2 separate regions of the Homo sapiens genome follow, and region 1 is linked to region 2. A link is a loop called in an ENCODE intact Hi-C map of the cell type or tissue named here. Cell type or tissue: CD4-positive, alpha-beta T cell. All regions are shown on one strand. Each heading gives the region's core, and the rest is flanking DNA. Links, peaks and the distances in the headings are about the cores only. Region 1 has its middle 22 kb from the start of LINC01778. Region 2 holds the start of LOC124903917 (a long non-coding RNA gene).

Evidence for each region. Peaks named below come from ENCODE experiments on the same cell type or tissue, not always from the same donor. Only the 100,000 strongest peaks of a DNase experiment are listed, where the experiment ranks them.
Region 1: a loop joins it to region 2, with 30 times the contacts of the local background. A loop is called at or near these places in 7 of 110 quality-filtered maps.

Annotation. Positions count from the first base shown.
Region 1 is chr1:30,797,647-30,808,035 of GRCh38, reverse strand. No RefSeq gene overlaps it. Among named protein-coding and RNA genes, the nearest start is that of LINC01778, 22 kb to the left of the region's middle. RefSeq lists enhancers at 2,387-3,052, 3,053-3,720, 5,960-6,254. In CD4-positive, alpha-beta T cell, for the core only: CTCF peaks have their summits at 5,945 and 6,148 (motif pointing left); a DNase peak (open chromatin) is centred at 6,115; H3K27me3 peaks cover 1,749 bases.
Region 2 is chr1:31,543,332-31,553,720 of GRCh38, reverse strand. It overlaps LOC124903917 (a long non-coding RNA gene), which reads right to left and starts at 2,186. Exons shown (of 3, transcript XR_007065609.1): 1 at 2,064-2,186; 2 at 1,158-1,291. RefSeq lists enhancers at 3,574-3,643, 4,314-4,553 and a silencer at 4,624-4,743. In CD4-positive, alpha-beta T cell, for the core only: CTCF peaks have their summits at 4,466 and 4,667 (motif pointing right); a DNase peak (open chromatin) is centred at 4,650; H3K4me3 peaks cover 417 bases; H3K27me3 peaks cover 308 bases.

The DNA.
Region 1 (10,389 bases), core at 1,433-9,432, 750 kb after region 2:
CTGATTTAATAGGTGAAAAAGAGGGTTTAACTTTCTTTGGTACTCAGAGGGTGGTGAGGTTAAAAAATGAAGCACGTTCTTCGAAATGACAGCTGTCCTTTTTTCTTCAGCATGGATGACTCTGGAAATGTCCCCTGCGTGGGCATGCGCCATTTAATAGAGCATGGCCTCGGGCCTCAGTTGCCCTGTCTGTCCAGTAGAGTACTTCCTCGGAGGGTTGTGGGGGGTCTGCATGAGTTAATTTATGTAGAGCTTTCTTCACAGTGACTACTGGAAGCATGGCACGAATGTGAGCTATTATTTTCATTAATCTTATTACTGAAGGGCACACTTTGCACGGGGTAATTGCCTGTTTACTGAGAGGCCTCCCCGGGCCAAGCGCAGGGCCCGAGGCAGGGCCTGGCAGGATGCCCGGCTCCGCAGAGCGCAGCGAGGGGAGGAAGAAATGAAGAGATGTCCCCGGGGAGGTGATATTTGAGTGGGGAGAAGACGGAGAGGCTCCGGGAAGGCACCCGAGGCCACGGCCAAGGCAATAATGAAATGCGCGGCTGCGGCTTCCGGGGCGCGCCCCGGGGAGCCCTTGGGACCCGCTAAGCTGGAGCTTAACCCCGGCGAGGGGCGGCGGGCGGCGGCCCGGGGCGGGGGCGGGGTGGGAAGCATCCCACAGTCCGGATCCGCTGGCTGGACAGGGGCGGGTGTCTCCGTGAGGCCCCCAGGCTCGGGTTCTGCCCCACCCAGCGCGGCCCTGTCGCCTCGCCCCGGATTATTTACCCCCAACCCGACCTCACTCCTAGCCTGCAGCTAGGACCCGAGGTCGGGAGTCAGCCAGCTCTCATTCTGGTCCCGACCCAGCCTCTCACCAGCCGTGTGACCTTGGGGAGGGCACTGAACCTTAGGCGCTCCGAGCCTCAGTTCCCGCCTCTGCAAACTGGGAATAATCATAGCGCAAGCATTAGGATTGTTGTGAAACTAAATGAGTTAGTTCAAGGATGTAGAACAGGCACACAGTAAGTGCTCAATAAATGTTGGGGGTTGTTTCTTTGCTTGGCATCTCGAGGACTAGTTTGGGAGTCCTTCGGGGGAAGGTGTTGAGCCTGGTGCTGAAAGCAATGGTTTGAATCCCGTTCTGTCACTATGTGTGTGACTTGGCCAGGCCATTTCTGCTCTTGGAGCCTCAGTATCCTCATCTGTAAGATGGGGGAATGTCCATCTTAAACAGTTATGCAGATGAGGAATAAAACATCAGCTCCCGTTTGGGGAGCCAAGCATGATGCCACCTGCTCTGTGCCTCCACTAAACTCACATAATCCTGGGCATGGTAACCCCTCGGCCATTCCTTCCACTTACAAACTGGGGCTTACGGGGTTTACTCATAACCTGCTTGAGGTCCCACAGCCAGAACGTGGGGCAGCTGAGGCTGGACGGGAAGTCTCTCTGATGCTGTGTGGCTTCTCCCAGCAAAGGGAAGAATGTGTGTCTGTTTTGTCAGCCACAGAACTGGGCAGGGCTTCAGAGAGGCTGGTGAGCCCCAGGCCCCCATGGGAGTGAGGTAGGTCAGGCATGGCCGTGAGCTTGGCAAAGGGCAGGCTTGACCTGAGTTCTCATCTCTGCTTCTTGCCTGAGTGGTCTTGGACAGCTGCTCATTATTGAGCCTCGAGTTCCTCATCTGTCAGGTGGGCACCTCCTGCTTCCTTGGTTATGTTAGCTGAGGTCACTGTAGAAACAAGGAGTTTATCAGAGAGACGAGGGAACCAGGTGAGGTAAACCCCAACCCCAACCCTTCTGCCGGCAGAAGGACCAGCACAAGTCAAGGCGTGGAGGTGTGAAACCGGATGGAGGATTGGCATTGGAGGCTCAGAATGGCAGGAACAGGGGTGGGCTTGCAGAAGAGGCTGGAGAGGGAAACAGCATCCCATGTGAATGGCTTAATGATGAGTGAAGAGCTTGGATTTTATTTCGAAGCAGACTTTGAAGGCTGAGAGTTGAGTTAGGGCTTGGGGCATTAGGTAAGTCCACCTTCAACACCAACAGGAGCACCTGTCTCCCACTGAGAGCCTGCGTCTTGCCTAGCACTTGACAGGTTTCATTTAATCATCCTTAGAACAACCCTCTGTCTCAGGTAGGCATGTCAATAATCCCCATTTGAGGCACAGAGAGGTTAAAGAAGTGGTCTGGGGTCACACAGCTGCTAAGGGTAGAGTTGGGATTTGAAGCAGTCTGGCCAGCTCCAGTGTCCACACCCCTAACCACTTCCCCCTCTTGCCTCCCTGCCTGGTCAGCCCTGAGCACCAGCCCTTCCAGGGCTGACTCTGAGAAGTCCCAAGGTCGTGGATCTCTCTGTCTCTGCCCAGCCTATTCCTGCTTCGCACCTGGGCTCTTGGGCCTAGGTTGACTGACGGTGAAGCTTTAATGGAGTAGCCTTGGCTGCCGAGGCAAGGGGGAGGGGAGCAATCTCTCAGAAATCCAATAAGTCAAGTGACTCAGTGTGCCGGCAGCCCCCTTCCCACCCCCGCCTCAGTTCTGGTCCCGGCTGACTGAGGTCACGGTCACCCGCACTCCACCCCACCCCAGCCTGCCCCAGCACCTCCTTCCTGGCCAGGGTCTTGGGAACATAGTCTGAAGACTGCCCCCAACCTTTGCCCTGGGTCCCCTATCAGGTGCAGCCTCCTCAGTCTCTGCCTCCTGTCCTGCCCCTGTGCCACCCTCCCGGACCTTCCACCTGGGTCATCTTTCCCAAAGGCAAATTGGATCTTGTCTCTCTCCTCCTCTCTGCTGCCCCAGAGTGGGGGTCCCAATCCCCCCAGATAGGCCAGCAAGGTGGTTTGCCATCATCTCCCACCCACCTTCCCAGCTCTGTGTCCTGAAACTTCCCCAGACACAATCAGTAAGCATCTCCTTGTGCCTCCAAGAGTCTCTGAGCTTCTGTAACTAACCGCTGTGCCCCCTGCCAGGAAAGCTCTTCCTCTCATCGTCATGGTAAAATTCTACTTAGCTTTCAAGTGGCACCTCCTCCTGAAAGCCTTCCCTGATTTCCCCTGGCAGGCCTAGTTACTCCTTCCCCTGTGTGCCCCCAATGCCTGGTTTGCGCTGGCGTTAGCAGTGATCCTATTGTATGACAATTATTTGATTAGCCGTCCCCTCTCCCCATCAGACTTTGAAAACTCCTCAATAATATCCTAATAGCTGTCATCACTGAGGGCTTACTATGTGCTGGGTACCGTGCTAAGACTTTACCTGCCTGATTTTCAGTTTTCTCAATAACCCTGGAGGCAGGCAGCATGCCTATCCCCATTTTACTAAGACAAATGGAAGCACGGCCAGGTGAAATGACTTGCCTGAGGTCACACAGCACTTAAGTGGCAAAGCAGTCCCTGCAGAGGTAGCCTCTTAACCAGCCCTCTTTGCTGTTTCCTCTTCCAAGCTCAGGCCCCAGCACAGATCAGCCATGCCCAGAGATCTGCTGAGTGAATGAATGAGCGGGAGACCCCCCACGGCCAGGTCTATAGATTGGGAGGTTTAGGGAAGGGAACTAGCATGGAGTGAGCTCGTGAGTGTGACAGGAGTGCCCCCAGCAGCCCTGGGGCCCTGATACTATTATAGATTGAGTGTCGCTAACGGGAAAATCTGAAATCTAAAATACTCCAGAATTGGAAACTTTTTGAGCACCGACATGATGTTGAAAGGAAATACTCATTGGAGCATTTTGCATTTCTGATTTTCAGATTAGGGGTGCTCAATTGGTACAACACAAATATCCCCAAATCCAAAAAAGTTCAAAACCCCAAACACTTCTGGTCCCAAGCATTTCAGATAAGGGATACACAACCTGTATTTCAGTTCACAGATGAGGAAATGGAAGCTTGGAGCTCTTAAAGGACTCCCCCAAGCCCAGAGTAAATTGGTTGCAGAGGCAGGGGGTGTGTGATTCACAGCCCAGGTTGGGACAAAGGTCTGGGGGGCCCTCTGCTTCTGGAGAGGAGAGAGAGGCTCCTTTTTATTTCACCAAAGCTCCCCCTGCAGAGATTGGGGTCATGGCCTTGACTCTGTTGTCAGGGGGCCTGAGAAGGGCATGGTCGGGACGTTTTCAAGTAAGAATTCAGCTAAGGCCTGGTGAGGAGAGGCCGTGTGAAGTGTCTGCTGGAGGAGGGAGAAAGTGAGTGTAAGTTGTGGGTAAGAACTTGAGCTTTGGAAATGGACAGTGCTGGGTTTGAGTCCTGCCTCTGCTATCTGTTAGCTGTGTGACCTTGGGCAATGCGTTCACCTCTCAGAATCTTACTCACCTTATCTGTAAAATGGGGATACTATGCCTCATATCAGGTTCTATTGAGGATCACAAAATGTTGCATCCAAAGTGTTAGTACTTGGCACATGGCACTTTGTAAATAGTAGTGTTTATTAGTAGAGTCAGCATTAGGCTAGAATTCGGGTTAGGTTGAGTTGATAGAATTTTGAGGGAAAACCTCGGACCCAGGGCTGCCAGACTGTTTGGGACCTGTCTGCACTTGTCTGTGCCTTAGGATCGCCCAGAGGACTCTGCTAGGGATCAGGACAGGGCTGAGCTCAGAGCTGGGTCTTAGGTCATAGCAGAATGAAGAGTGAAACAGACTGGAGTTAGAATCCTGCTTTTCCCACATTGCTGGGTGACCTTGGACAATGTATTTGCTCTCTCTTTCTCTTTTATTTTTATCGTTTTGAGACAGGGTTTCCCTCTGTCCCCCAGGCTGGAGTGCAGTGGCTTGATCATAGCTCATTGCAGCCTCGACCTCCTGGGTGTAGGTGTTTCTCCCACTTCAGGCTCCCAAGTAGCAGCTGGGACTGCAGGCGCACACCACCATGCCCAACTGGTTTTTTTTTTTTTTTTGAGACAGAGTTTTGCTCTTGTTGCCCAGGCTGGAGTGCAATGGCACGATCTCAGGTCACCGAAACCTCTGTCTCCCGGGATCAAGTGATTCTCCTGCCTCAGCCTCCCAAGTAACTGGGATTACAGGCATGCGGCACTATGCCCAGCTAATTTTGTATTTTTGGTAGAGATGGGGTTTCACCACATTGGTCAGGCTGGTCTCAAACCCCTGACCTCTGGTGATCCTTCCACCTTGGCCTCCTAAAGTGCTGGGATTACAGGTGTGAGCCACTGTGCCCAGCCCCCCAGCTGTTTTATTTATTTATTTATATTTATTATTGTTATTTTTTTGAGATGGAGTTTCTCTCTTGTTGCCCAGGCTGGGGTGCAATGGCACAGTCTCAGCTCACTGCAATCTCTGCCTACTGGGTTCAAGCGATTCTCTTGCCTCAGTCTCCTGAGTAGCTGGGATTACAGGCACCTGCCACCACGCCTGGCTAATTTTTGTATTTTAGTAGAGACGGGGGTTTCACCATGTTGGTTAGGCTGGTCTTGAACTCCTGATCTCAGGTGATCCACCCGTCTCGGCCTCCCAAAGTGCTGGGATTATGGGCGTGAGCCACTGCGCCCAGCCTTATTTTTTGTATTTTTAGTTTGAGGCTGGCCTCGAACTCCTGAGCTCAAGTGATCCTCTCGCCTTGGCCTCCCAAAGTACTGGGATTACAGGCATGAGCCACCGTGCCAGGCCCACTTGCTGTCTTTAAGCTTCAGTTTCCCTCTCTGTAAAATGGGGGTAATACCACCCACCCCAACAAGGCGTTTGGTTAGGATTAAGTAAGATCATGGTGCCAGCCCTTAGACCTCAGTGAGTGTTTTACATTTTAAAAATGATTTTCCTCCCCAGCAGTTTTCCACGTCAAATTATTTGTTTCTAGAGAACGACCACGTAGCTGCTTGTAGCTGGCTTTCTTCGTCCATCCTTCCATCCACCCGCGGTTGGTCCCTGCTGGAGTCAGATCTGCAGCGGGCACTGTGGATCCAGAGGCAGCAGAGGAGAGGGGTCAGGAGAGGCCTCCCTAGGGCTGAGATCCCTGGTTGAGTTTTGCAGGCTGGCAGGGGAGCTGCATGTGCGAAGGCACAGAGGCCTGCCCGTGGAACTATGCGGAGCTTTATGAAAATCGGAATGGGTCAGGGGTACAAGCAAAGCCCCAGCGTTTCCAGCGTTCTTCCCAACCCTGTCGCCTGTCGCTCGACGCGGACCTCCTGCAAACGAAGCGCGGGTGCCCTCTGCTGGCCTTTCCGCGGACTGCAACTTCTACTTTGGGGACTCCCAGCCCCCGTGTCTTTGGGAGGCAAATGTCCATAAAAGCTGGAGTATCTCAACTGGAAAGACCCTCAGAAATCACCCACCCCTGACTTCCCGATGGAGACATGAGGCCCTGTGTGGGGCAGGGAGCTTGCACAGGGCAGGAATTCGGGCCCCTGAATCCAATAGAGGCTGGGCTGGCAGTGCCTGGGGTAGGGAGGTGCCCAGGGAGGGTTCTGGCCACGGAGCTCCAGCCTGCAGGAGGTGGGATGGGGGGTGGAGGGTGACTGCAGAGAGCAGAGGGGGTTTCAGATTCTCAGCCCCTTGCCCCATCTGGCTGGCTTAGTCGTGGGATTTCCTGTTTTGTCTTGGAGCAGCGGCATTGCAACCTGATAGCCATGAAACAGGAGCTCAAGATGAGTGTGTGTGTGTGTGTGTGTGTGTGTGTGTGTGTGTGTGTGTTTGTGTGTGTGTGTCTTGAAGGGTGATGTTGGCATCAATCAGTAGGTGTCCTGGGCTGGTGACATCACCCCCCTACTGCTCTGATCTTCCTTTAAAGCTCTTCCTTTCTCCACTCCTAAGTCCCCAGCGGCTGCCACTATCGCCTGGCCCTTGGTTCTCCAGCAAAGGTGGTGGCAGGTGAGAGGACATGAAAGCAGGAAAGACCCTTACCTTTAGAGCCCCAACAGAAGATAGCCATGGGTGCCAAAGCCCGGATGGGCTCAGAATGGGCAGGCTTCATAGGCGATGAGAAATGGGGAGGGTAAGAGAGAAGCAAGTTGAGGACAGTGCTCAAGCTTCTGGCCTAGATGATGGGTTGTGCCCTCGATGAGATGAGGAGCTTGGGAAGACCACAGTGACCTGATGCCTGGAAGCTCATCCTCTGTGGAGAGCACTGTTTTCTATATCATCCTCCTGGCAGGGTGGCTGTGTATGTGTGTGTGCATGTGTGTGTGTGTACATAGGCACTGTGTGTGTGCTGGGTATGCCATGTCCATCAGCTGGGAGACTGGGTTTACTAGGGATGGGGCCATAAGACCAGGAGGAGGCCTGCCTTGGCTAGGAAGTGACCCTTTGTTTCCAGTATGGATCACATCAAGGCCAGTAAGACTGCGGTCTGTTCCTGGTTGATGGTGGGCAAGGAGGGCCTGGCTTAGCCTGGCTTAGAGTGCAGATGGGAGTTCCAGGCCTGCACCCATCTTTCCCAGTAGGGTGGCCTCAGGCAAGTGCCTGCCTCTCTCTAGGCCTCTGTGCCCTCACCTGACAAATGGGGCCAATGAAGCATAGATGCGTGGAGAGGGCGAATGAGGCACTGCAGGAAGAGTGCCCAGTGCCGCGTCTGGCACACCGTGGGCCCTGGGTGAAGGGCGGAAGGTATTAGTATTTCTTAGCTGGCTGCTCTGGTGCTTGGTAGTCGGGACCCATCTCCCTGTCTGACTTTATTGCTCCTAGGCCTTCCTCCTCACTCTGCTCCAGCTGCACTGGCCCTCCTTCCATGCCTGGAGAACACCAAGTTCATTCCAGTAGGGAGCCTGCACCGCGGCTCTTCCTGCTGCTGGGTTCAGTTGTTGCATTGCCTGTTCCTTCTCAGCTCTCAGGTCCCTGTCTAATGTCACCTCCCTGGGGCAGTCTCTCTGACTACTATAGCAAGGCACCTACTGTGCCTCTCGACAGCCAGCCTGCCTTCCTTCCTTCTCTTTCTTTCTTTCTTCCTTCCTCCTTCCCTCTTTCCCTTTTATTTCTTTCTTTCTTTCTCTTTCTTTCCCTCCCTCTCTCCCTCTCCCTCCCTTTCTTTCTCTCTTTCTCTTTTCTTTTCATTTCTTTTCTTTCTTTCTTTCTTTCTTTCTTTCTCTCTCTTTTTTTCTCTTTCTTTCCCTCCCTCTCTCCCTCTCCCTCCTTCTTTCTTTTTCTCTCTCTTTTCTTTTCATTTCTTTTCTTTCTTTCTTTCTTTCTTTCTTTCTTTCTTTCTTTCTTTCTTTCTTTCTTTCCTTTCCTTTCCTTTCTCTCTTTCTTTCTTTCCTTTCTTTCTTTTTTTCGTCTTTCCCTCCCTCCCTCTCTCTTTCTTTCTTCCCTCCTTCCTTCCCTCCCTCCCTTCCTTCCTTCCTTCTTCCTCCCTTTTTCTTTTTTGAGATAGGGTCTTGTTCTGTTGCCCAGGCTGAGTACAGTGGTACAATCATAGCTCACTGTAACTTTGAACTCCTGGGTTCAAGGGATCCTCCCACCTGGGCCTCCCAAAATGCTGGGATTACAGGCATGAGCCACCATGCCTGACCCCTGTTGTCTGGGGCACTGTTGTTGGAGTAGGTGCTGCTGGAGAGTGCAAGTATGTTCACCTATGTGCTCACATGTGTGCCTGGACATCTGGGGGAAGATTGAGGCACTTTCCAATACATCCTAGCACCTGACACCACCAGAGCCTGAGTGATTTGTTGACTGTTTGTTGCCCCACCCCCATCTCTCAGGCTGTGAGCCTCTTCAGGCTGGGGACCTTGTCTCTTGTGTTCCCAGCCATGTCTCTGGTGCCTGTAATAGTGTCCAGCACATAGTAGGCCCTCAATATTTATGTGATTTATGTGTGGACTGTGCAGAGGCTTCTAGTGCATGATAATTTGGAGCCAGATGACCCTGGCTTGAAATCCCCAATCCTGGCTCCATCCCTCATTGGCTATGTGGGTCTTACTGGGCTTTGGTTTCTTCATCTGTTAGATGGGGCTAAGGAGAGTGACATCACAGCTGGTTGTTAGGAACCAAAAAGGTCATGAGCACACAATGTGTGCGCCAGGAGTTACTGAGAACAAGAATGATGTTGGTATTATCAAGCAATGACTGTGTGCCGGGCACTGCTCTGAGATCTCTACTTCTTTTAACTTATTTCATCCTCACAACTGCCTTATGAGGGAGGATTATGATTATCCTGTATTACAGATGAAGACACTGAGACTCAGAGAAGGAAGTCCCATGCCCAGCAATGACCCTGACTCCCCAGCAAGTGCTGTAGACGCAGGCACTTTTGAGGGCCCGGCCAGTTTCCTCCTTGGCATTTAACCAGTGCTCAGGAAGGACTGGAAATCAGGTGACCCAAGTCTGATTGCCATCTCTGCACTGACTTGCTGTGACCCCGGGGGAGGCTGTGCCCCTAGGATCTCCTCTAGAGCCCCATTTGTCCATGTGCATCATGAAGGCATGGGACCAGGTGCTGGTGGGTTGTGAGGGGTTTGCAAACTCCAGCGCCTGGGGCCAGGCAGGAACTGGGAGGAGGCGGGTGGAACCGGGAGGGCTGGACTGAGCTGGGCAGTGGCCACTCAGCTCTGGCTGATGATGGCCAGGCGGGAATGCAGGCCCAGTATTGCCAAATCTTTGAACTTTTCAAGAGAAGCAGAAAATTTGGATTTTTAAATGTGAAATCTGATTTTTAAATGTTGGCAACAATTTAAAAAGAAAGAAAGAAAGAAAGACACTGTGTAGGCCAAACAAAGCCCATTTGTGGGTTGCATTTGAGCTCGTGGCTGTCACTTTGCAATCCACAAGATACTCAATATCTAGAGGCCTCTTCCTGTCCTTGGGCCTTTGATAAAAATGACTCACACTGTTAAGTACTTACTATGCCCAGGGGCATGAGTCTGATGCCATTTAACTCTCTCCCCACCTCCTTACCCACCATGTAATATTTTCCTACCAGGTAATGTTATCATCTCTATTTGATAGGTGGGCAAACTGAGGCCCAGAGAGGTTAAGTAATGCGTCCAGGGTCACACAGCTAATAAATGGCATTGCTGGGGCAGCCTTGCTGAGCAGGGCTCTCCTGCTCCAAAGCTCACCCATGTAACCACTTTCCCATACTGCCACAATGAACTTGACCTCCTGCCTCCAGGGCTCCCCAGTCCTGGCCTCCTGGGGACTCATGCACTCACTGGCTGACCCCAAGGTTGATCTAGCATAGTCTTGGCCCAGAAGGGGGGATGACCAAGGCAGGGGACCTCCTGATCCTCCCAGGACTCTGGGTTCTCCTCTCCCCAGATCCCCAGGTGCTGCAGGCTGCATGGGACACCTGCTGGCCTGATGAGAAACCTGCTGAAGCGGCATCAAGGCCATGGCCTCCTCCAGCAGCCCAGCCACAGGCTGGAGGAAATGTCTTCTCCTTTTGGAAATCCTGGCGGGGAGGGGCCGGTCCCTGTGTCAGCCAAGTTGCTGTCGAGGTTGCATATTTCTTTCTTTCTTTTTTTTTTTTGAATCGCGTTCTATC
Region 2 (10,389 bases), core at 1,042-9,041:
ACAGGCTATAAAATTAATAGGTGAAAATCAATTTTTGTTGTATTAGTCACAATCAATTGGAAAATGAAATAAAAATACTATTTACAATAGTAAACATAGAGTCAATTTTTTTTTTTTAACCAAGATGCGAAGTTAATTCAATGGAGGAAGAAAAGACTTTTAATATATGGTGCTGAAACCGCTGGGTATCCATACGGAAAAAAATGAATCTCCATCCCTGTCCTTTTCTATAAATAAAAATTAATTTGCCATGGATGATAAACCCAAATAAAAAAAATAGAACCATGAAGTCTAGGAGAAAATAGATAGAATATCTTTCTGACAGAACATCTTTATAACCTCGGGGTTGGCAAAAGTTCCTTAGAACACAAAAAGCACTATCCATAGAAGAGGAAAATACACATATTGGACTTCATCAAAATTAAACATTTCTTCTCTCAAGAGACACGTTTAAGAAAACAAATAGGCAAGACATGGGTTTGGAAAAAATATTTCCACAACACTTGTGTCTAACAAAGGACTTGTATTCAGAGTATAAAGAGCTAAGGAAGGCTGGGTGCGGTAGCTCACGCCTGTAATCTCAACACTTTGGGAGGCTGAGGTGGGTGGATCACCTGAGGTCAGGAGTTCAAGACCATCCTGGCCAATGCGGTGAAACCCTGTCTCTACTAAAAAATACAAAAATTAGCCGCCCGTGGAGGCGGGCTTCTGTAATCCCAGCTGCTCGGGAGGCCAAGGCAAGAGAATCGCTTGAACCCCGGAGGCAGAGGTTGCAGTGAGTTGAGATTGAGCCATTGCACTCTAGCCTAGGCAACAAGACAGAAACTTTGTCTCAAAAAAAAAAATAAATAAATAAAAAAGAGCTAAAGCAATTTGGAAAAGACAATGCATTTGAAAATGGACAAAAGATTGTGGTAGGCTTACGTGGGCGGTCCGCAATGACCTATGCCTCCCAGTATCCATGCTTTTGTATGGTCCCTTCCCACCTTGCCCTTGGGCTCGGACATGTGATTTATCTTGGCCTGTGGAGCATGATGCAAGAAGACAAACCCTTGCACATTGGGTATTGTCCTCTTTGAATGCTCTATTTTGGAACCCTGCACCACTGTGTAAAGTGACCAGGCTACCTTGATGGGGGACCATGAGGAGAGAGATACCTGGCCAGCCTCCGGCTGCTTCAGCCATCCCAGCAGAGGCACCAGACGTGTGTGTTAGGCCGTCTTTGATGCTAAGTCACTGGAACCACGGACCCTCCAGATGATCATAGTCAATATCACGTGGAGCAAAAGACCTGCCCAGATATGGCCAAGTCAGATCGTAGAAGAATGGGCAAATAAATGGTTTTGTCTCACATCACTAATTTTTGTGGTGGTGTGTTACACAGTAATAGAGAATTTAAATAAGATATGGAAAACATTTCACAAAAGAAGATACGCAAACAGCCAGTAAGCACATGAAAAGGTGTTCAACATCATTAGTTATTAGGAAACTTCAAATTACATTTAAATTAAAACCACAATGAAATAGCATTTCATGCCACTAGAATGGCTAAAATTTTTCTTAAAAAAAAAGATTAACAATACTAAATATTGGTGAAGACTTGGAGCGATTGGAACTTTTCTGCATTGCTGGTGGAAGTGTAAGTAAGTACACCACTCAGAAAACTGTTGAACAGATTCTTAGTAAGTTAAACATTTATCTGCCTTAGGAACTAGCAATTCTACTCCTAGGTATTTCCCCAAGAAATCTGGTCTGATTTTTTATCTGGTTTCACTAACGAATGAATTACAAGAGTAAAAAAGATGGAAAGGGAACCAAAGATAAAACAATATTTAAAGACACATCAAGACAAATAAAAAACAGGCAAAGCAAAGCCATATGTAAACAAAACCATACCCGCCCCCCCAAAAAATACAGCCAAGTGCGGTGGCTCATGCCTGTAATCCCAGCACTTTGGGAGGCTGAGGCAGGAGGACTGCTTGAGCCCAGGAGTTTCAGACCAGCCTGGTGAAATCCTGTCTCTATAAAACCCACAAAAATTAGCCAGGCGGGGTGGTACGCACCTGTAGCCCCAGCTACTCGGGAGGCTGAGATGGGAGGATCACCTGAACCCCAGGAGGTCGAGGCTGCCATGACCTGTGATTGAGCCACTGCACTCCAGCTTGGACAACACAGTGAAATCCTATCTGAAAAGAAAAAAAAAATGCCTAAAAGACACCAATCTTTGGGATTTGAGTATGAGAAATCAGAATTCCAGGGAATTCCAAGAATTCCTAAAAATGACACACTATTCTGTATTTTTCCTAACAGCTTATGTGTTTTGAAAAGATAAGAACTGACCATAAAAACAAATAGTGAACATTTTTCTGTGACAGGGATACACTAAAAATGTCAGAGGTTTTCTGTTTAGTGCATGGTTTTTATTATGCATTAAAGTGCATGGTTTTAATTTATTTTATTATTTTGTTTTAATATACCATGACTCAGTGATGTATTTCAAGGACATGTAAAAATGATCTCTACCTTATGCAGACATTTAATAATAGAAAACATTAAAAGAAGGAGACATTAACTCAAAGTAAATGCCAAATAAAAGTTATTTTAAAAATGGAACAATAGTATCACAAATGTTTACTTTTTTTTTTTTTTTTTGAGATGGAGTCTCGCTGTTGTCGCCCAGGCTGGAGTGGAATGGCACGATCTTGGCTCACTGCAACCTCTGCCTCCTGGGTTCAAGTGATTCTCCTGCCTCAGCCTCCCAAGTAGCTGGGATTACAGGCACCTGACACCACACCTGGCTAATTACTGTATTTTTAGTAGGGACGGGGTTTCACCATGTTAGCTATGCTGGTCTTGAACTCGTGACCTCAGATGATCCACCCGCCCCAGCCTCCCAAAGTGCTGGGATTACAGGCATGAGCCACTGCACCTGGCCAAATGTTTGCTATTTAAGTTACTCTTTTTTGAACATCTATCAGAAAAAAGTGTTATTCTTACAAGGAAAATTTAAAACACTCAAAGTATTAACTGCCCTATCCAATAGTCTTGATCTTTGTTCTTATGACAAATAATTCAAACATAGGAAATTTTATTTCATTTTGCATTGATGTTAGTTGAATTCATAAGATTGTGTCTAATCACATCTTCAGGTTGGGTATGAGGGTACATGTTGCTTCATATAACTTTCTCTCTCTTTTTTTTTTTTTTTTTTTTTTTTTGAGACAGGGTCATGCTCTGTTACCCAGGCTGGAGTGCAGTGGAGCAATCATGGCTCCCCCCAACCTCTGAACTCTCAGGATCACGATGTTCCTGCCTCAGCCTCCTGCGTAGCTGAGAGCAGGCATGCGTGACTATGCTGGGCTAATTTTTTCTTATTTTTTGTACAAATGGGGTCTCACTATGTTGTCCAGGCTTAACTTTCTCCTTTTTAAGGATGAAAATATTTTGCATTACAAAGAACCATAGCCTATAGCAAATATTCACACACTGGAAAATACCAGCTAATTGGATAGCATTTGAGTAACATATGGGAATTGCCAATGGACTTACTGGATCACAGACTTATTTTACTCCCACACCTTATTTCTTGAACACTACTCGTAGGATTTGAACAAAGCATACTCATATCTATAAACTTATAAATAGTCACTTTATTTGCAAGAATGACTCACCACTAGCAGCAGACAGGGCCATCAACACGCTTATAACATGGTGACAGCTGCAAGCAAGACTGACTCTGTCCTGACCTACCTTCCCTGTGCCAGTCCGAGAAGTGTTGACTTTGACCTTTGACACTGCATGCCACTGTTTTCTGCTCTAGCCTTTGACACAGCGTCAATGGCTTCCTTCAAACCAGTAACAGCTCTATGTTGATGGTTAAGTTTTAATTTTCACAAGAGAATAATAATAGTTTTTCCTGCCACCGGAGGTTGGTGTTGCACAAGCTGAGAGAGGAGAGAATTTCAAGGAGGGAGTGGTCAGCTATCTGGGGACTGGGAGGAGGCTGTGGGCTGACTGACAGGTCAGTGACATGGCCCTCTGAGAGAACCTTCTACAAGGATCTACACGGATCGCTCCACGTTCTTCACGGGTAGTTGTGTGTTGAGGTGTGGGCTCCACCTCCCTGGCCGCCTGTGTTCCTGGAACCCGCCCAAACCTTTCAGCCTCTCAGGGCCTTTGTGACGCTGCTCCCTCTTCCTAGGGTGTCTTTCCCCGTCCCTCTCACCCTTCAGGTCTTCCCTCCACTGGCAACTCCTGACCACCCTCTCCAGTCGCTGTCTCCTTGTTCCTTCCCGGCACCCATCGCCATCTTTCATCCTCTCACTGATTTACTTGTTGATGGTGTGTCCCTCCCTCCCGCTCCCCTACAGGGCATGTCAGCTATACGGAGCAGCGCTCTCTGCTGTCTCATTCCCTGCAGAGCCCCAGCACCTAGCACATAGTAGGTTTCCAAGAAATATTTATTGAACGAATGAACAACTGAATAGATGGGGTAGGCAAGTGCAGATGAAAGCTTAAAGTCACCTCTCTGGACCTCTGTTTCCTGGTTTGTCTGATTTGTCAAAGAGATAAGAGCTCCGGTCCTCCCCTTTGAACCAGGCATGGTTAGACCCAGACCGTGAGCAAATCCTACGTGGGTGCAACACTGAGAATGGCCAGTAGGTGGCAGTAAGTCACTGTGGTCGAACTGGGACAAAGCCTGGCCCAACCAGGGCGCAAAATACCTAAAGTTTAATCCACCAAAGTTTATTTCCACCACGAGGCATGCAAGTCTCTCTTAAACACAGCACGCGTGCCCCTGCTACCCTGAATGGAGAACAATGAACCTCCATTTGGATTCAAATCCCAACTCTGCCACCAACTACTAGGTGGCCAGAGTAAATGGCCTCTGTAAAGTGGGAGCATTATGAGCGCGCAGTGGGTAACGGATGTGGAAAGACAGCATGCCGGAGCAGGGCGAGGACAGCAGGCAGCTGGCCGTAAATGGAGCCTGGGCCTGCAGGGAGCCCACGGCCACCTCATACTCCAAGCCACGCCCCCCGCCCACGTTGGCTCTTCCCCAAAGCCCTCCACCCATTCTGCTGCTGCACCCACGCAGCTGCATGTGGCTGAGGACAAGGTACATCAGATGACTGGCCTCACTCCAAGGTGACCCCACAAACCTGGAATGGGCCCCTGTGCTTCCGGCAACCCAACCAGGCTTCACCGGCCCATTAACTCTCCCACCCCCATCCCTCTTCTCCTCGAGTCCTCACCAAGACCCCCTCCTGCCCCCTGGCTATTGGCTGTGACCTTGGTTCTTATCTCACTGAGAAAAGAGAATCAGACGAAAATGCCGCATTCTCAGGATGCCAAATCTTCCACCAACCAGCACCACCCAGGTACCACAGAGGTACACACTGAGGGCACATCCTCCCTCATGCACAGGGTGCCAAGCCCTTTCACCACCCTGGGTTTTGCCCTGGCAAGTCTCACCTTTCTCTTCTGCATTTTTTTTTTTTTGAGATGGAGTCTCAATTTGTTGCCCAGGCTAGAGTGCAGTGGCACAATCTCAGCTCACTGCAACCCCTGCCTCCAGGGTTCAAGCGATTCTGTTACCTCAGCCTCCCAAGTAGCTGGTACTACAGGTGCCCTCCACCACACCCAGCTAATTTTTTTTTATTTTTATTTTTAGTAGAGGCGAGTTTTCACCATGCTGGCCAGGATGGTCTCGAACTCCTGTCCTCAAATGATCCACCCACCTCAGCCTCCCAAAGTGCTGAGATTACAGGCGTGAGCCACCACCCCCGGCCTCTCTTCTGCATCTTAATTACTTTCCCCTCTATGGATCATGCCCGTCAGCCTAAAAACAAGCTGTGATCTCTCTCATTCAGAATAAACTCTCCCTTGACCCTACGTTCCCTCCCTCTAGCTGCACTCCCATATGTCTGCCCTCGTTTACAGTGCAACTCTCCGGGAGAGGGGCCCATGCTCCACCCATCCCCACCGGGCCCCACTGCAGTCCACCTGCCCTTGCCACTGAAACCCTCAGGATCACCAGTGACCTCGGTTCTTCCCAATTCCATTCTCAGCCCTCAGCCCACGTCTCAGCAGCATTTGAGAGTTGAGTGTTCCGTCCTTGCAACATTACCTCTCTTGGTTTCTGTGACTTTGTCTCTTCTCTATCCGTGGTCACTTCCCAGCTGTCTCACTGACCCAGAGAATATAAAGTCCACCCAATGCCAATCATTCCCACGTGTGTATCTCTCATCCTGACCTCTCCCTGGAAACCAGATTCTTCTATCTGGCCCTCGCTGGAGGTCTAACAGGCTGCTCAAACTTAACTTGAACTCTTGATTTTAATCCCACCTAACCTGCTTCTCCCTCAGTGTCCCTGTCTGTCTAATGGCAGTTCCGGCCCCAAATCCTGAAGTTGCCCTTGACTCCTCTCTGCCTTACACCCCACATCTGATTCTGCAGCAAATTCTCTGGGTCCAACCTTTAAAATCTGTGCTGGACCTGACTGCTCTCACCATCTGCACCACAAACAGCCTACTCCATGCCCCCTTATTTTTGCCAGGAGTGACATAAGTGGCATAGCCTCCTCCTTGGTCCTGCCACATTCTCTCTGTCTCTCTTGCATGCACCGCATTCACCTGCTTAGAATAAAGTTCAAGTCCCGACACAACAAGGCTTGACAGGAGCAGTGGGGACCCTTCTCCTGCCTCATCTCCTTACACTTCCCTCTGACTCACTCTGCTCACCCACTCAGGACTCCTTGACGCCCCCCCTTTTTTTGGTACAGTCTCCATTCCAGCCTTGGAACTTGCTGTTTCAATGCCTGTAGCTGCGACCCAGCCAACCGCACAGCCCCTCCCTCTTCCCTTCAAGTCTCTTCTCCTCAGAGAAGCCTCCCTGACCCCTCTACCTAAAGTAGCCCCGCCCTCTACCATTCACTATCCCTTCATCCTGTTTAATTTCTCTTCACAGCACCAATGCTTCCACTTCATCGTTTCTTTATATGTTTTTTTATGCCGTCTTCTCCCAACTGGAAGGTAAATTGCACACGTGTGGGTTCTCACCCATCTTGTTCACCATGTGTTACCTGTGTCTGGAGCAGTGCCAGGAAGACTAGGACCTCACACTTTTATTGAGTAGATGGATGGATGGATGAATAGATGCATGCATGGATGGACGGATGGATGGATGGATGGATGGATGATGGATGGATTCATGGATGGATGGGTGGATGCATGGAGGGATGGATGGATGAATGCATGGATGGATGGATAGATGCATGGTTGGATAAATGGATACATGGATGGATGGATGGATGGATGGATGGATGCATGGATGGATGAACAAATGGATGGATGGATGGTTGCACAGATGGATAAATGGATACATGGATGGATGGATGGTTGCACAGATGGATAAATGGATACATGGATGGATGGATGCATTCACGGATGGATGGATGAATGCATGCATGTATGGATGGATGGATGGATGCATGCATGCATGCATAGATGGATGGATGGATGGATGCATGCATGCATAGATGAATGGATGGATGCATGGATACGTGGATGGATGGAAGGATGAATGGATGGATGGATGCATGCGTGCATAGATGGATGGATGGATGGATGGATGGATGCATGGATACATGGATGAATGAATGGATGCATGGATGGACGGATAGATGGATGGATGGATGCATGCATGGATGGATTGATGGATGCATGGATGTATGTATGCATGGATGGATGCATGGATGAATGGATGGATGGAGGGATGCATGGATGGATAAATGGAAGCATGGATGCATGGATGAATAAGTGGATGCATGGATGGATAAATGAATGGATAGATGGGTGGATGCATGGATGGATGGATGGATGAACAGATGAATGGATGGATGGATGGATGCATGCATGCATTCATGCAAAGACGAATGGATGATGCATGGATCCACGGATGGATGAATGGATGTATGTATGAATGGATAAATGGATACATGGATGGATGGACGGATGGATGGATGGATGGATGGATGGATGCATGGATGCATGGATGCATGGATGGATGGATGGGTGGATGGATGCATGGGTGGATGGATGGATGCATGGATGGATAAATGGATGTGTGCATGGATGGGTGGATGGATGCATGGGTGGATGGATGGATGCATGGATGGATAAATGGATGCATGCGTGGATGGATGGATGGGTGGATGGATGCATGGGTGGATGGATGGATGCATGAATGGATAAATGGATGCATGGATTGATGTATGGATCAATGGATGGATGGATGCATGGATGGATGGATGGATGGATGCATGCATGCATGCATAGATGAATGGATGGATGGATAAATGGATGCATAGATGGATGGATTAATGGATGCATGGATGGATGGGTGGATGCATGCATGGATGGATGGATGGATGGATGGATATCCACAATCTCATAAGACAGTACCCATAGGGCAAACAAAACACACCAGAATCTCTTGCATCTGAATAAAATGTTATGTTTTCCCTAAAGTTCACTCATATCTGTACTTCCAAACACTTCTGAGGGGTAAGGGTGGATGTTTTTACTTCTAATTTGCAGGCTTTGGGAGGGTACCAGATGAGTAACACATTGAAGCCTGAAGGCCCCTCTGGCTTCTATGGGTAGCATCTGCAGTTCACCCCTGCTCCTAAGATGTCTGAGGGAGAATTCTCTTCAGCCCAAGGGTGCTGAATGATTCCTTCTGGCCTTGGCTGAGCTGAGGAGGTAGCAGCAAAATTGGTGGGGCTGACTCTGGCAGATGGGGAGGATTGTTTGCAGAGGCTGTCATTCAGATAACTCCCTCAGCAGGTGAAGTTTATAAAGGGGACAGGATGGAGGTGGTCTTAGCCTCTAGGGCCCACTGCCCTCCCTGCACTGCAGGGATGTGGCTGGTCATCCTAATGTGCACCTACCCCCATCTCTGACAATGTCCATCCTTGTAGGGCACATTCTCTTTCTGAGCTCAGAACTCCCCAAATAGTAGTTTTGAAGTTTTAAAGTGCCTGGGAGACATGCTGTAGCATCTGCTCTATTTTAGAATTGGCTGGATCCACACCTCATTCATCACACCTTCCAACCTGGGGGCTTCTCAAGGCCAAGGTGAGTTCTGAGGCACACCCTGCACCTGGCCCATTGGCTATGGTCAGATGCTGTGTGTGCTCTCTGAGGACAGCCAGACCATGAGGCAGGGGCGGCCTCTGAGGGTCAGGCCAGGATCAGGGCCTGCCAGAGGCAGGGCCCTGGACACGGACTGATGTTCAGCAAGGATTTGCATTATCTGCATTAACCCTCTCAACAACCCTGCAAGGGGGATACTCATATCATCCTCACTTCATGGGGGGGAAACTGAGGCTCTGACCACACTGCTAGTATGTGGCAGAGCCTGGATTTGTTCCAAAAGCCAGAGCTCTCACCACTAGAGAAGGCACCTATAGTTCATCCAAACCCTTTTCTAGAACAACGCAGGGGCCACTAACTGAATGAAATGAGGACATGTAGGTGCCCATGGAGGGGAAGACCAGACAACCGCCTATGTTCAGCTTGGGCAGCTGTACTTCCTTCAAGAAGAGCCTGTCAAAGGTGTTTCACATGTGGCCATAGAGGGTGCAAGGGAAGAGGGGTGGCACAGAGAAGATCTCCTGCAGAACCCCACTGCCTGGGCACAAGTGGGGAAACAGCAGCGAGATCACAATACTTCAAACATTTTTATTATTGGTCAGGCGCGGTGGCTCATGCCTGTAATTCCAACACTTTGGGAGGCCGAGGCAGGTGGATCACTTGAGGTCAGGAGTTCGAGGCCATTTCTCTATTAAAAATACAAAAATTAGCCGAGTGTGGTGGTGGGTGCCTGTAATCCCAGCTACTCAGGAGGCTGAGGCACAAGAATCTCTTGAACCCAGGAGGCAGAGGTTGCAGTCAGCCGAGATCACACCACTGCACTCCAGCCTGGGCGAGAGAGCTAGAATCCATTTCAGAAAAAAAAAACACCTTTTTTTTTCATTGTTATTATGTCTGTGTTGGTGTTGGTGATCTATAATCAGTGATCTTGGATGTTACTATTGTAAAAGTTTGGGGGTGCCATAAACCACACCCATACAAGATGGCAAACTTAATAAATACTGTGTGTGTTCTGACTGCTCCACTGACCAGCTATTCCCCCATCACTCTCATCCTGAGGCCTCCCTGTTCCCAAAGATACAACAATATTGAAATTAGGTCAATTAATAACCCTACAATGGCCTCTATGTGTTCAAATGAAAGGAGGAATTGCATGCCTCTCATTTTAAATTAAAAGCTAGAATTGATTAAGCTTAGCGAGGAAGACCTATCAAAAGCCAAGAGAGACCGA